Regions from separate parts of the Homo sapiens genome. Here all the other regions are linked to region 1. The links are chromatin contacts, found by Hi-C or POLR2A ChIA-PET in ENCODE. All regions are on one chromosome and are shown on one strand. Each heading gives the region's core, a stretch centred on a gene start or an enhancer-like site at or near the end of the contact. The rest is flanking DNA. Distances are from core to core; before and after follow the strand shown. Region 1 holds the start of ARVCF (ARVCF delta catenin family member). Region 2 holds the start of SEPT5-GP1BB (SEPT5-GP1BB readthrough). Region 3 has its middle 21 kb from the start of DGCR6L.

Evidence for each region. Hi-C counts contacts between places; a loop is a spot of excess contacts on that map. ChIA-PET counts read pairs that join two places held with the same protein, here RNA polymerase II (POLR2A). Pooled maps may share reads with other maps.
Region 2: a pooled map shows a loop between it and region 1 (2.6-fold over the local background). The contact joins the promoter of SEPT5-GP1BB here to the promoter of ARVCF in region 1. A Hi-C loop is called at or near these places in 1 of 37 single-sample maps with no recorded cell type and 7 of 50 pooled maps. POLR2A ChIA-PET finds 5 or more read pairs at or near these places in 1 of 52 experiments (activated B cell).
Region 3: a loop to region 1 is called in a map of naive thymus-derived CD4-positive, alpha-beta T cell, with 17 times the contacts of the local background. The contact joins the enhancer-like site here to the promoter of ARVCF in region 1. A Hi-C loop is called at or near these places in 2 of 168 maps with a recorded cell type or tissue (CD8-positive, alpha-beta T cell and naive thymus-derived CD4-positive, alpha-beta T cell) and 7 of 50 pooled maps.

Annotation. Positions count from the first base shown.
Region 1 is chr22:20,015,079-20,018,321 of GRCh38, forward strand. It overlaps ARVCF (ARVCF delta catenin family member), which reads right to left and starts at 1,745. Exons shown (of 20, transcript NM_001670.3): 1 at 1,511-1,745. It also overlaps a transcript of TANGO2 not described here. RefSeq lists a silencer at 1,637-2,036.
Region 2 is chr22:19,715,610-19,718,852 of GRCh38, forward strand. SEPT5-GP1BB (SEPT5-GP1BB readthrough) reads left to right here and starts at 1,611. Exons shown (of 12, transcript NR_037611.1): 1 at 1,611-3,209. The region is part of intron 2 of SEPTIN5 (septin 5); the gene reads left to right. RefSeq lists enhancers at 1,546-2,187, 2,188-2,828, 3,176-3,243 and silencers at 2,244-2,663, 2,674-2,853, 2,830-3,000.
Region 3 is chr22:20,297,466-20,300,708 of GRCh38, forward strand. It overlaps the pseudogene PRODHLP. Among named protein-coding and RNA genes, the nearest start is that of DGCR6L, 21 kb to the right of the region's middle. RefSeq lists an enhancer at 542-1,043 and silencers at 1,497-1,766, 1,807-1,986, 2,007-2,146, 2,217-2,526. Within about 2 kb of position 1,631, at least 5 of the 41 ENCODE cell types and tissues checked have a DNase peak (open chromatin) inside an H3K27ac peak, as active enhancers do.

The sequences.
Region 1 (3,243 bases), core at 495-2,994:
AACTTGTTCTCCCAGGAGGAACCTTGGTCAGAAGGTCCTTGTGTTTATGCTGAAAAGCCTGACAGGGCAGCTCAGCCAAGAGCTGGGCAGGGGCTGGCTTGGCTGTGCTCAACTACCCTCTCAGCTGGGACTTGAGTCCCTTAGCGAATGTTCTGTGCCCAGTCCTCTGCTGGGCGCTGGTGGACCCCAGAATGGGGGTAGGGTGGGGACAGGGGACAGCTGGGAGCAGACATTGCGGATAGGATGGGGCAAGACTGGGGGAAATGCCTTCCCAGACACGCTGCGGCTCACACTGTCGCCTGATCTAAGGCCTGGATCACCTGCTTAGGAGCTGACCGGCCACTGGCATGGCACACCGGGCAAGAGAGCGCTGACTGCCCCCCTGCATTCAGCACCATCCCAGCTCCAATAGAGTGAGTACAAGATAGGTAACACCTGCCTTGTTTGGACCAGACCTCTAAACACCGCCCAGATCCCAGAGTAAAGGCAGATAAGGCAGTAGTTAAGAAGTAGGAAGAAGTAAAGGCAGCTACCCCAGAGAAGCTAAGGTCGGGAGAGGTGGAGGCTCCCACTGCACCCCCCTGGCCCATACCATAGGGGAGGTTTCCCCCACAGCAGCCTGGGTACTCACCTGAGGTTATTAGACAGCAGCATTAAGAGCCTACTCTAAAAAATACCCACGGGGCACCTTTCTTTTCCTTATTTCTAAATATGCCTGGATGTAGGGAAAGGGAGCTGAAGTCCTTTAGTTCCATTTTAAGTATGTTACATTACACATAGCTAAGAAACGGTGAAATATTGTAAGCAGCCAATATTTAATTATTTAAAAATTAAAATAGGCTGGAGCTCTCAGGCCACCTGCCCAGGGCGACTCCCCAGCAAACCGAGCAGTCTCCCTCAGAGTGGAGATGACATGTCTCCGCACCGGCACCGAGGGGGCGCAGGGCGGCGTGGGGAGGGGGACCCAGGCCGGGGGTCCGGGTGGCGCGCCCTCTCTCACCCCCGAGGCGGCAGGAGCAGCGCGGCGCGAGGACACCTCCGGGCCGTCGGTGCCCCTGAGCTTCCCGGCGGCGCGCTGCCCCAGGAAAGTTCCCGGCCTGCCGCCCCTCGGGCTGTTGGAAAGTTTCGGCGGCTGCAGGGCCCTGGCAGCTAGGCGCCAAGCGTCGCGCGGGGCGGGCACGGCTGCGGGGTCGGGCCGCGCTCGGCTGGAGTGCTCAGTGCAAGACGCCCGGACGGGTAGGGTAGGGCCCCAAGGCCACGCACAAAGAGACCCGCCCCCGCCGGCCCGGGGTCTCGGACGCCGCAGAGCGCGCGGACAAGACGCGGGTGGGGCGGAGATTGGCTCCGACGTCCGGCCCAGACCCTCGCCCGGATCTCGACTCCAGGGATAGGACCCTGTCCGGACCGCTGCCCGGAATGCGTCCCATATCTGCAGCCCCGCCCCCAGTCCCGGCTCCGACCCGAGGCCCCAGCCCCGGGTCCCACACCCCGCCCACTGGCTCAGGCTTACCTGGAGCGCAGCGTGGGCGGCCCCGCAGCGCGGCCTCGGACCCCAGAAGGGCTTCCCCGGGTCCGTTGGCGCGCGGGGAGCGGCGTTCCCAGGGCGCGGCGCGGTGCGGCGCGGCGCGGGTCGCAGTCCACGCGGCCGCAACTCGGACCGGTGCGGGGGCCGCCCCCTCCCTCCAGGCCCAGCGCGCAACCCGAGACCCCGGGCCAGCCCTCCCGCCCTCACGCGGCCCGTGCGCAAAGCGGACCGGGCCGGCGACGCGAATCTCCGCCCCGCCCCATCTGACAGCAAATTTTCCCATTGGTCGAGAGACCCGGCGCGGCACGGCAACCGGCGCCGATTGGGCGGATGCGCGGAGATGACGGCTTGCCATTGGGCCTCCGGGATGTCAGTCCCGGCGGATGACCGGCCCCCTCGCGGAGGGGCCGCGGCCCCGCACCTGCCCGAACCTCTGCGGCGGCGGTGGCAGGGTACGCGGGACCGCTCCCTCCCAGCCGACTTACGAGAACATCCCCCGACCATCCAGCCCCGAGCAGGGACTGGCAGAGCCGGCGCCCCTTCCCCGGACTCTGGCCGCGTAGCCTCCGCCACCACTCCCAGTTCACAGGTATCCTTCTTCAGCGCCTGCTACTCGCTGCGCGCTGCGCGCCGCTCCCTCCTGTCGACATCGAATTGTATTCTTCACGCAAGCCGCGAGAGAGAGTTCTGCTGCTATCCCCATTTTACAGTTGGGAAACAGCCTCAGAGAGGTTCTCACTTGCTTGAACACAGTCGTCTGACCCTGGGGCCTGGGGGCTCTCTCATCCTCACGCCCCTGGGTCCCCGCAGCGGGGAGACGATGGAGGTAGGAGCTGCAGTATTTCCGAGGGCAGGAAGGGACCCCCTCGGTAAACCAGGGGCTCACCTCCCCCACCAGGCCTGGATGTAGAGACCTCTTGGGCTTGTCCCACCCTGCAGGCCCCCCATGGGGCCGCCCTTTCTTACCTCCTCCTGGCATTCTCACAGCCCCACAGCTCTGCGTCTGGGGAGGCAGAGTTGTGCGTTTATGCCCGCACCCCGTACTACTGTCCCATTTTCTTCACCCTACCTGGAGTCAGGAAGAAACGGTGCTTCACTGCCTGTTGAGATTCACGTAGGTTACATTTCCTTGCCAGATTAAGAGCACCTGACATGAGTGGGACCATGACCCTCCGCCAGCTCTGCGTAACCTTGTGGTGTAGGGGGGAACCAGCAGGGATGCTGCCCAGTGGGCTTTTCTAGGGGGAGGTCCTGAGATGACTTCTTAGCCAGTGACCCTGGCTCACGCATGCTGTCATCCTTTCCTGCCCTGGATGCACCTGGAGATGACCAGTTCCTCGGCTCATTGCATTCTCCAAGGCCGCCTGGGGAACCAAACTGCCCACAACCATGCTTATGAGTGGTGGAGGGGTGTGACCAGACACTCTTGTCTTATCCACCCATATTGGGAGTCCAGTGTGTTCATCCAATCATTCCTTGGCCAGGACAAAGAAAATGAAATGGCCCAAGGCAAGAACTCACTGCTGGGACCACCGCTGGGTCCATCTGTGTGCTGGCAGCATGGTGAATCGATCCCAGCTGCCTTTCAGAGCCAGGCAGCTACTATCAATCGATTGGAGCTGGCACTTGACGTGCCAATTGGCCTCCTGGCATAGGGTTGTTGCTTGCTGCTCTGGGAGGGCAGAATGAAGTAGCTGTCCCTAGAATAGGGGCCCTCA
Region 2 (3,243 bases), core at 361-2,860, 300 kb before region 1:
CCAATTCTGGCACCAGGGTGGCACTGGCAGCCCCCATCAGGGATGGAGTTTCTCAGGAGCCATGGATGCTGAGTGGAACTCCAGAGTCCTGGCCCAGGGTGCAGCAGGCAGGGCAGGAGGGCGGGCAGGGGGGCCAGGAGCTGGGGGAGTCACTGGCTGACCAGTGCCATTCTCCTGGAAGGGACACACCCCACCCAGAGGTGGATGAGGCTCTCTGGGAGGGGCCCCTTGGGGAGCCAGGCTGGGAGCTGCCTCCCCATCACAGCAGGTCAGACAAAGCCTGAGATGCAGGGACACATGCGTCAGGCTACTGTTTGAGGGAAATGGAAGGAACTGAGGCTGGGAAAGCCAGGAGGCCAGGCCCCTGAGGCTTCTCCTGTGCCTGCAGGTGTCCCCAGCTTGACCCAAGGGCACTCTGAGACCCTGGGCTCCAGCCACTGCTGTTGGGTGCAGCCAGGTTCTCTTGCCCATTACTGCAGGGTGGGGACCCCCTCCTGCTGAGGTGCCCATCGTTTGAGGTCAACCGGGAGTCCACCTCACCCCATCCCAGGCCTCCCAGGCCTCCAAGCCCAGAGGAAGAAGGCACTGTGTGGCCAAGGAAGGGAGCCCCGGAGCAGGAGCCAGGCCAGGTGTCTGGGTGACCAGTGGGTCTGGGGGAGCTGGAAGCACATGGCAGCTTCCCTGCTACCACCGTTGCTGAGCCTCAGCCTGTCCAAGCATTCTTTTTGCTCTTTGAAAGGGGGCTGTAGAGGCATTGGGGGAGTTCCGTCACTACGCTCTGTGCCCCCACCTCCTCACAGGCAGCACCGGTGATCTCTTGGCCCTGGCTGCTGCTCCCAGAGCTGACTCGGGTGATTCTAAGAATGGAAGTGCCAGAGAGGCTCAGGCATTGGGAGGAGATGGGCGCAGCTGTGTCATATGGCTCAGGAAGCCCTGGGAGTATCTTTTGTCACTTGGGGACCAGAGAAAGGGGGTGGCAGGTACGGCCCCTTCCTTGAGGCTCCCCCAGGGAATCCACAGGCCCTGACTGGGCCCCAGTGGGTGGCAGGGCAGGTGGGTTGAACGCTGAGAGTGAGATTCTTGCCCTCCTGACCTGGGCCTCCCCAGAGGCTGTGCCTTACCAATGGGGAAACTGAGGCAGGCAGTCTGAGAGCCACACACTCTGTTAGACACCTCCTAGCCTGAGGCCTAGGCCCAGGGCTGTCTGTCTTCCTGGAGATGCCCTGGGCCTGAGATGCCAGCCTGTCTGGGTGGGTGCTGGGCTTCGAGGTGTGGACCCTCAGTTGGAAACTGGGTGGGACTCAGCCTAGAGGCTTCCTGCAGGTCAGGGCCATGGAAGGCTGGGGCCAGTGAGGAGGCTTTCTGGCAGCAAGGACTGAGGGATGCACTGGTAGAGCTGGGGGGCCTGGAGCTGCCCCCTTTCCCTGGGATGAAAGGCTCTCCTGTTCCCAGCTGTGGGCCTGCCCCTCCTCCCCAGGTGCCAGTGGTCCAGGCCCCACAACAGGACCAGGGCCTGGACAGGAAGTGGAGGAGGTCTCTCAGCCAGGAGAGCCTAAGGGAGGGCTGGTGGCGGGTGGGGTGGGGTGGGGTTGGGGCCTCCAGCTTCTAATGTTCTAATGTGCAGGGGCTTGGCCTGACCAGTCCTACCCTGGAACCTTTCCAGGCCCCATGTCCTGCTCCGCTGGGCTTGCCTGTTGGGATTCTACTGGGGTCATGGAGGTGGGTGGCCCACAGAGCGGAGCTCGGGAGACCCCCGCAGTCCCTGGAGTAGCCACATGGGAGGGAGGCCCGGCTGGCAGGAGCTCCCAGTCCCTCCAATCCTGTGGGTCAGAGCTGGTGAGGATGCTCAGAGGGCAAGGGAATGTCCACAGAAGCACGTGGGAGATGGGTCCCATCCCACCCCCACCCCTGTCTCTGAGGGCAGGGCCACCTGAGGGCTGCAGGGCAGCGCATGGGTGGCCGGCGTTTATTCAGCAGGCTGGCGGGGGCTTCCAAGTTTTGCAGGGACCTCCAGTACTCCGGCAGCCTGCACCCTTCCTTTCCCTTCCCTTCCCTTCTGTCCACCCTAAGCCTCCTAGGGGACAGGCAGGCTGGACTTCAGAAAAGGTGGGCTCTGCCCTCCTCCGGTCCCCCGAATGTCTTGGGAAAGAGTCCACCAAACACACATGCACACACCCGCGCACACGCACATACCCAATGCATGCACACACGTACACACACACGCATACACGCATGTATACACGCGCACACACGCAGGCATTACACACACACACATTACACACACACACCCGCACGGACGCGCACACACAAACGCGCGCACGCACGCACGCACGCACGGGGGAGGTCAGCCCCAAGCAGGGCTGGGGAGGGGTGCAGGGCGCGGCGTGTCTGTGGGCACTTGGGGCGTCGAGACGCCGCCGGGAGGTTTTCGGGCAAGTCTGCGAGAAGACGGCGGGCCCTGAACTGGGCGGGTACCCGCGCTGTTGCGCGTGGGTCCCGGGAGCGGCCTCCGGCGCCCTCTGGCGGGCGGAAGCCGCGCAGCACCTCTTGGGGGCGGGACGCGCGGTGGCTACCGACTCCCGGCCCGCCCCGGCCCGCGTGCAGGACCCGGTCGTCCCCTCCTGCTGTCCTGGAGCCCGGACTGAGGCCCCGGGGGCGCGGCAGGGCTCCCGGTCCACGCGAGCCATGGCCCGACCGCGCCTCGGCTCAGCCCTGCCCTCCGCAGCCGCTTTCGGGTGGCTCCGCCCGCGGCCCAATTTCCAGGCGACCGTTTCCCGGCGACGGCGGGCGGGGCCGTCTCTGCCGCCCCCCGCCGCGCGCTCCGCGGGCGCCTGCGACGCCCCGCCTCTGGCTCGGGTGCGGGAGCGGGGCCTGCCCGGACTGCGACGCCGCCACAGCTTGGGGCCAGTTCGCCCAGTCAGGGGGATGGCTCGGTCGGCCTCGGGGGTCGACGATCCCCCGGGTAGGCGACGTGCCCTGTCCAGGCCTCACTTCCCGCGTCCGCAAAACGGGGTGGACAACGCAGCCTAAGGCAGAGCCGCGCCAAGGTCCCTCGCTGTCGCCGGGCTCTGGCGGCCTGACCGGGCCTGGGGTCCGAGCGTGCCCCCGGGCCTGGGGGGGTCGCCGCGATGGACTCGCTGGCAGCGCCCCAGGACCGCCTGGTGGAGCAGCTGCTGTCGCCGCGGACCCAGGCCCAGAGGCGGCTCAAGGTGCGTGTGTGGAGAGGGCGGAACGTGGGTCTGT
Region 3 (3,243 bases), core at 381-2,880, 280 kb after region 1:
TGCATCTCAAATCCACAGTCACCAGCCTAGAAACTGGGGTCACACTTCCCACATGGGTTCCCACATGTGGAAATTTCATTCACTAAATAACGACACATCAAGGCAGCAGTATGGATGGGGCACAGCTGTCAAAGTCACCAGCAACAAGTGCAAGAAGAGAAGAGGGAGTTGCAGCCACATAGGTGCCCAGGTGGGCCCTGGGGGTCAGAGAGGGCCTGCCAGGGGTAGCACCCACCATGCTGACCCTGATGAGGAGAGGAAGGAGGGTGTGGGATGCAGGGGAGGGAAAGGTGCCTGAGAGCAGCATGCAAACAGCCTGGGCTCAGGAAGAGCCGATGGCATGACAGGTGCTGGGGAGAAAGGCGTGATAGGTGTGGACAGGGGCCACAGGAGGAGGGATGGTCCTCAGGAAGGGGAGACTGGTGGCTATGGCCGGCTGCCGAGGCTAGCCTCTCTCCAGCAAAATGAGCCTGGATTCATCCACTCCTTTTGTCTCTCCCCTTTGCTCTGTGGTGCCGGCAGGAGGAAGAGGAGCAGAAAAACTGTTGCTCCATTCATCAGGAAGCCTCTCTCTCTCTCGAGTGGTGGTGATGGTGTCCCCCAGGGGCACCTGGCAATGTCTGGAGACATTTACGGCTGTCCCGACTGTGTATGTCTGTGTGTGTGTGTACTACAGGCCTCTGGTTCCTGGAGGCCAGGGATGCTGATACACAACCTGCAATGCACAGGGCAGCTCCCACAAGGAAATTATTCAGCCTCAAATTTCAACATTGCAGAACAGGTCAGGGAGTGCAAGGTACCTCCTGCTCTTTCCAGCAGGTGCAAGGTGCACAGGGAGAAGCAGGTGGGTGAGGTGGGAGGAGGCTGGAGCCAGACCCAGCGTCTGTGGGGTGCAGGAATATCGTGAGGTGACGAGGGGCCCAGCGGTGAGTGATGGGGAGGGGTGCACTACGGCAGGCCGCCAGGGGCGGTTCCACCAAGAAAGTGACATCTGGGAGGGGCATTGAGGCAAAGGGGCCGCGAGAGGGTAGGTGCTCTAGAGGTGGCCCACGGGCGGGCGGCACTGAGGCCGGGCCTGCAGGGGAGGCGGTGTGGCCAGCGGACTCTTGTTGGGTGGCAAGGGAAGGGAAGAACCACAGGGCTGCACAGGTTCCGAGGGGGCCTAGTGGTCCGCATTTGCCCTTGGGTGGGCGGTGGGACTGGGAGGACAGGAGAGGAGCGCGGGGCAAGCCCCTAAGAGGCCTGAGGGGTGGGAGGGAGAGGACGGCTTCCCATACGCCCATTTAGACCAGAGGAGAAGCGGACCCACTTTGAGGGCTGGATTCTCAGCCGATCCGGCCTCAGCTGTGGGTCCACGCGGCTCAAGGACCAGGGAGGAACCCAGGTGTGCGGCTGCGCTGATCGGCGGGCTCCGGACCCACCTGGCTGGCCTGGGGACCTGGGAAACCCGGTGTGGTGGGGAGACCGCAAGCCTGGTCAGGGGTCCCGCTCCCAATGGGGCGGGTCTCCTGTGAGGAAGGCGGAGCTCAGGGCGGGTAGCCCCGGGGACCGGGTCTCTCGCGGGGGTGTGGCCACGGCCCGGTGGGCGGGGCCTGCTGTGGACGCACAGAGGTCTGCAGCGCGCGGGGCGGAACCTCCCGAGGAGAGGGCGCGGCTGGGAGCGCGGGGCGGGGCCTTCCGAGGAGAGGGCGAGACTGGGAGTGTGAGGCAGGGCTTCCCACGGAATGGGGGCGCGGAGCCGGTCCTCCCGAGGAGCGGGCGCGGCTGGGAAGGCGGGTCGGGTCCTCTCGAGGAGCGGGCGCGGCTGGGAGCGCGGGGCGCGGCCTCAAGAGGAGAAGGGGCGGTGGGTCCTGGGGCGTGCCAGAACCCTTGAGGAAGAAGCGCTGGTGTTCTGGAGTATGACCACCGGAGCCGGCCGGGCCTCGGGTTGGGGCGGGGCCTCAGGGGTGGGGTTGGGACTTCGGGATGGGTTCTCCAGAGGTGAGAGCTGGGGTCGTAGGGTGGACCGGCGTCTGCTGAGGAAAGGGAGCTGCTTGGAGCGCGGGGCGAGGGACTCACGTGGAGAAGGCGTGGGCCCTACGGCGGGCGGGGCGGGGCCTCAAGAGGAGCGGGTGCAGATGCTAGGGAGGGGCGGGGCCCCTGGGATGGGGCGGTGTCTCCCGAGGAGTGGGCGCGGCTCGGAGCGTGGGACTTCTAAGGAGAGAGCGCGGCTAGGGGGCATGCGGGGCGGGGAGGGGCGGGGCGGGACCAATAGCGCATACTTAAGCGGCCCGGGCGGGTACCGGCGTCCCGCCATGGCTCTGCGGCGCGTCTTGCCCGCGCTGCGCCCCTACATTCCCCGCTTCGCGCCGCTGTCCACGGCGCCGGCCGCCAGCGAGCAGCCCGCCGCGGGCCCAGGGGCCGTGCCAGGACGTGGGTCGGCCAGGGCAGTGCGGCCGCTGGTGCCCGCCGTGGACTTCGGCAACGCGTAGGAGGCGTACTGCAGCTGGCGAACCTGGGAGCTGGCGCGCAGCCTGCTGGTGCTGCGCTTCTGCGCCTGGCCCGCGCTGCTGGCGCGCCACGAGCAGGTGCGCGGGGTGCAGCCGGGGCGCGGGGCTTCTGCCCGTCCCGGGAGCCTTTACGGAGTTTCCTGGCGTGAAACGGGTGCCTCCCAAGCATCTCCTGGAGCAAGGGAAGCCAGGAAGGGAGGCGTTTCCTGCAGTCCCTTTCTGATATCGCGAATTTTCCTACTTCTCGATGTCTACCAACTAAAAACAATGGTCGTTTTAATATTTACGATATATACCACTTGTGGGAATACAGAGTTATCACTTGGAATTTAAAATGGAGTATTCTTCATGTTGACACAAGAGAAGCCTGGTGTAGGGCTCATAGCCTGGAACCCCAGAGTTCAATCCCCGGGACCCAGCCGCTTCCCAGACACGGCCACTCTGAGAACACTGTTGGGGAAAAATGGGAAGCCCCTCAAACGCCCAGCTTTGAACTCACCCATGGTAACTTTAAAAAGTGTCAGGGCTTTTGGTGGCGGTGGTGGGGGGCAACAAGCAGAACACTGTTTTAGCCGCATCAGCCTAGGGGTACTAGAGATGACGGTTATCTCCAGGTGACCCTGGGAAGAGTTTGCAAGGTTCCGCTTTTTGGCGCCAGGGTATCTGGTGGTGTTGATTTCTCAGGTGAGACTGTACAGAGGTCGGGGGCTGCACCCCTGGCCTCAACAGGAGGCGGGGGAAGGCGGGGGACGGT